2 separate regions of the Homo sapiens genome follow, and region 1 is linked to region 2. Evidence: read pairs that join two places in POLR2A ChIA-PET (ENCODE). Cell type or tissue: Panc1. All regions are shown on one strand.

Region 1 (2,500 bases), 210 kb before region 2:
TTGTATATAGAGCTTGAACTTGGTGTTCCCCAGGTCCAGTACCACTGCCGTTGCTGCCTGCCTTCTGTTTCACTGCTGTTTTCTGAGTGCCTCGTGTGCAGCCTGTCCTTCAGCCCTCCCTGAAGCTCTGCTGACCAGCTGTGTTCCCAGCTCCTTTTCACGTGCTCTTTAGCCAGCCTTACCCTGCATTGTACTTACTTGGGTCAGGTGCCCCTGCTAGACTCTTAAGCCCCTAGGGGGCAGGGATCTGGGGGCGTCATCCACCTCTGCAGCCCTAGCTTCTGGTATAGCATGTGATAGGACATAGCATGTGATGGGGCTTCTCGGATAAGAAAGGGATGAGTCCATCTGTTCACCAGTAACTATTAGGGATGGGGATTTGTGTTTAAAGGTGGGGCAAAGGAGAGAGTGATTCAAAGTAATGGATTACTTCAGTGAACCTATAGGTTCCTTAGTAGGAGAGAGAGATTATTCTGGGCAAGAGGTCCCGCCCTTGGTCTGCCAGCATTTCCCCAGAACTACCGGCTTGTGTTTTGGTGTTAGTTTCTTCCTCCTACAGTGCTGACTTTCTCAAGTAACTTTCAGCTATTGTTGGACATTCTTGATCAGGGGATAGTTAGTAAACTGCAGTCAGTGGGCCAGATCTGGCCCACTGCCTGTTGCTAATAGAGTTTTATTGGAACACAGTTATACCCATTTTTTAATGTATTTGTGTGTGGCTGTTTTGTGCTAGCGTGACAGAGTTGAGTAGGTGTGGTAGAGACTTTTGGCCACAAAGCCTAAAATATTTACTACCTGGCCCTTTTAAAGATAAGTTACTAACCCTCTAGTAACTGTCAGCCCATCGTTTTGTGGTGATTGTCTGATGTGGTCAAGAGGCGGTGCATGCATAAAAAGTTTTAAAGGCCTGGGTCGGGAACTTTGGGTAAATAATCAAGGTACTTTGAGATCTTTTCCTCATCTGTGAGATGGGCATTAAAAACAACACCTGTCTCGCGGGAGGTCTTGCGCACTGCTAGTGGACGTACATTGCGGATGTCAGAGCAGGCCCTAGTTTGGCCGGGGACATTATTGCCGCCGTTCTGTTTCTCAGGAGGAGGAAGCCAAGAATCTGGTGAGCGAAGCCATCGCAGCTGGCATCTTCAACGACCTGGGCTCCGGAAGCAACATTGACCTCTGCGTCATCAGCAAGAACAAGCTGGATTTTCTCCGCCCATACACAGTGCCCAACAAGAAGGGGACCAGGTGAGTGAAGGAGACGAAGTTCTTCCTGGGTCCCCTGGCGTCGTGGCCACCCTTGGTATCTCCATGGCATCTGGATGGAGTTTTCCTGGTTCTTTCCACATTAAGTACATCCAGTGTTCCCAAATCAACCTCCCACACAGACCTTCGGCTTGTTACTTGCTTTATGACAGTGGGCTGCTGTCAGGTGTAGGAAAGTGATTTAATTTGATGGGAGAGGTGGAGGGTGGCCCAGGAAAGAGCCCTAGGCTGGGAGGTGGGGCCGGAGAGGTTTGGATCATCTGCTGTCCTTTCTCAAGTGTCTTAAAGAATCCCCTGATTTCTGGGAGAAGGTGCATTTTTCAGGGCAGCCCCAGCACTTTCCCTCAGAGTGCCCCGAGATTCCTAACTGGGTGTAAGTCAGCAATGCTAACAGCCTCCCAGAGGTGGCCTTGGGAGCTAGTGTGTGTGTGCTGTGCTACAGGGAGTTGTGCCATTGAGCCTGAGCCTACATGCCGAGTGGGCCCCTCGGCTCAGTGGTGCAGCGCAGACTCAGAGCAGTGGGAGAAGGTTCTAGTTGATTTGCTGAGCAGAACTGGGAGGTTTCCAAACCTGGTGGCTAGCATGTGTCAGAGGAGCAGCTCGTTTGCAGTGTCTCGTGATTGTCCGGCTGCTTGACCATCCTGTGGCTCCTGACCTCTTCTGGGAGCCCGGGCAGGTCAGGATGGGCTCCCTGAGTGCTGCTTCCAGCTGCAGCATCTGGGTGCAGCACAGGGCATTTATAAACTACGGCTCCCACTCAGCTCCACGGTAGCCCCGAGGAAGTGAGCACCACCTTCTGCAGGCTTGCTTCCATCTCCCACTGCACACACAACTCCACATCAGGAGTAATTCACAAGGAAGGAATGGAACGTTCAGAACCAGCAGGTATTCACTGTGGGCTGCACTCAACCTTGCGGAAGCTCAGTGGGCTCCTGATGGGGTGGGGCAGCACGGGGCCAGAGAACGCTGGCACTGGGGTTGGGGAGTGTTGGTGGCTGGCTTGGTGGCTTCCAGCAAATCAGTCTGTCTTGGAAATGGAGCTAAACCAGATGACCTCTAATGAGCCCACGAAGTCCCTCGGGCCTTTAGCAGGAAGGCAAGCCACCTTTCAGGCCCAGAGCTGTGTTGGGGAACCGGGCTTTGCCGAGCTCCAGGTAGGCAGGAGCCAAGTACTCCATGTAGCCTGCTTCGCTGGTTATTTTGCAAGATGCGTGATTTGAGCAAGTCCATGGTGAAG
Region 2 (2,500 bases):
AATTTTACTGTCTGTATTTCTATCGTTGAAATATTTGACAACCAAGATGGGATCGTTTATTGTTGTATTAATAAACAAATTTGAAATCATTCTGTTAAAAAAAAGAAAAAAAGGAAAGAGACTGGAAGAATATGGCAGGTGGTAATAGTGGATGCCTCTGAATGACGGAATTTTCAGTTATTGGTGTTTTACTGTATTTTCCAAATAAAAAGATCACTTTAAAATAAAAACAAGATTAATTAAAAGTTATTTTCAAGGAAGAAAAGCAGAGGGAACAGAGGGAGGAGTAAGAAAAGGAGAAAGGGAAGACACGAAGCCTGGAGTTCTGAGAGAGACAGAAAAAAGATAAAGAGCAAAAGACTGTGGAAGTTGAACCTACAGGCGACAGCCCAGCTCTGTGCTCAGATGCTCCCTCAAGATCCTGCTGATCATTGTACCCAGATTCCCACAGGGCCCAAGTCTCTCCATTCTGACCAACATCCCAGCCTGCCTGTTATAATAGTTATAAACTAAGATAATGTCAGAGTGTCTGATTATATATGAAGGGAATATGATTCCAAGATGGGCAGGAGATCCCAGAGACCCATTTCAGCATGCTCTGTTCCTCCTTTCTATAGGGAAGCATCCCTGGTCTTTGACCCTTGAGAGTCTCTCAGCGAATGGAACTCAGAAGGCTGTGGGGGAGTCCTGAGCATAGATACCCAGAGGGAACAAGAAATGGTGTTGAGACTCATGAGATCAATGTCTTGTTGTGCCAGGCACAGAGGTCTATATTTGTGTTTGCAGTCTGAGCATCCTGCCAGGAGTCCAGATAGGAGATAGGTGAGATGGTGGTCAGGGGTTGGAGCATGCTCTGAATGTAGCCTCTTCTAAACTGGAGCTCCTCAGTATTCAAGGAAAACAGAGAAGATGCAGGAGGATGCTGGCATTCAGCATGGTCAGGACTGGAAAGACAAATGGAAAAGTAAAGCAGGAGGAAAAGAGATCAAATCAAAGAGCCTAAAGGTGCCTAGGTGCTTGCTCCTGGCCTGGGATGGAATTGATATTCCTAGGGTTGATCCCTTGATTAACATAAACAGAGGCATGCAAAGAGGTGTTGCAGTTCTGACTGGGAGAAAAGTCCATCTAGATTGAAATAAGACCACTCTTAGGACACAGACTGTCATAGATAATGGCAGACACCTGGGAGGATATCAAAGCCAAAATGGAAGTCCAAGGTCTCAGCTTGGTGGATTAGGGTTCAGGGAGCCAAAATATTGAACAGAAAAAGCAAGGCAGACGCTCAGTCATCTACTGGAAGATAATAGAGAAAACTGTCAATAAGTGAAGCACAAGTTCAAGCCTGCAGCAAGATATTTGCCAAATAACAAATATGAAGAATTAGTTAGGATTGTTGAAGGATAGGATTGAATTATTCAGCTAAGAATCATGATATTCTAAGGGTTAGACTAGCATTGGCAAATGCCTAGCAACCATTTCATGGCTCACTCATTTTCCACCTATGGAAATTAATTAATTAGTCGTTAATCAATCTTGGAATAATTTCCTGTTAAACATACACAAGATTTCATTTTTCTCCCCAAGAGAGCTCTTTGGGAAGCCACTAGCAGTCACTTATAGTTAACATAGGAAGATGAAATCATTTGATACCCTAGGGATATAGTACACAATTCTTCCCTGTGGATGTGACCTACAGGGTATTTATGAGCTCCCCAGGGTAAAAGGATTCTGTCATGAGGAGATCATCCCAGAGACAGCTTCCTCAGAACTCTCCTTGGTGCTGAAAATTGGTCTGCATTTCCCTACAGAGCCTGCCACTTCCCACCCTGCCACCGTTGTTGACATGGATCAAACTTCCCATAGTAGGTAGAGATACACCTTGTAAATAAAGAGAACCCAGACTTCTGAGGGATGAAAAGGATTTGGCAGTAAATAATTCTGAAAGGGATATGTTGGGAGTTGTTAGGAGGTAGGCTCTAACAAGGTCAGCACCCGGGTAACCGTGGGAGTCCATATCAGAGAAGCAATGGATGAGCACTAGAACATCCTTCAAATCATGAGTGAAGTTGAGAAGAAAATTCAAGGTTAACAACCTATAGTACCACTAGAAGACAGTGAAGATGGGGCAGGTCTCAGAGATAGGAAATCAGAACCAAATTCAGGCACTAGGAAAGGCAAGTGAGACAGAATCACATGGCGCCAAAGACTTAATGTTTGTGTCCCCCAAAATTCATACCTTGAAATTGTAATCCCCAATGTGATGGCATTAAGAGGTGGGGCCCGGCCGGGCACAGTGGCTCACACCTGTAATCCCAGCACTTTGGGAGGCCGAAGTGGGCAGATCATGAGGTCAGGAGATCGAGACCATCCTGGCTAACACGGTGAAACCCCGTCTCTACTAAAAATGCAAAAAATTAGCTGCGCGTGGTGGCGGGCGCCCGTAGTCCCAGCTGCTTGGGAGGCTGAGGCGGGAGAATGGCGTGAACCCAGGGGGTGGAGC

The links. ChIA-PET counts read pairs that join two places held together with the same protein. Peaks named below come from ENCODE experiments on the same cell type or tissue, not always from the same donor. Only the 100,000 strongest peaks of a DNase experiment are listed, where the experiment ranks them.
Region 1: POLR2A ChIA-PET joins it to region 2 with 7 read pairs; 2 of 35 experiments call an interaction of 5 or more read pairs at or near these places.

Annotation. Positions count from the first base shown.
Region 1 is chr9:124,355,509-124,358,008 of GRCh38, reverse strand. It overlaps PSMB7 (proteasome 20S subunit beta 7), which reads left to right. Exons shown (of 8, transcript NM_002799.4): 7 at 1,094-1,245. It overlaps LOC100129034 (a long non-coding RNA gene), which reads right to left. Exons shown (of 1, transcript NR_027406.1): 1 at 1-2,500. Among named protein-coding and RNA genes, the nearest start is that of PSMB7, 59 kb to the left of the region's middle. In Panc1, no CTCF peak of the experiment used is centred here; no DNase peak of the experiment used is centred here; H3K27ac peaks cover 901 bases.
Region 2 is chr9:124,149,463-124,151,962 of GRCh38, reverse strand. No RefSeq gene overlaps it. Among named protein-coding and RNA genes, the nearest start is that of NEK6, 110 kb to the left of the region's middle. In Panc1, no CTCF peak of the experiment used is centred here; no DNase peak of the experiment used is centred here.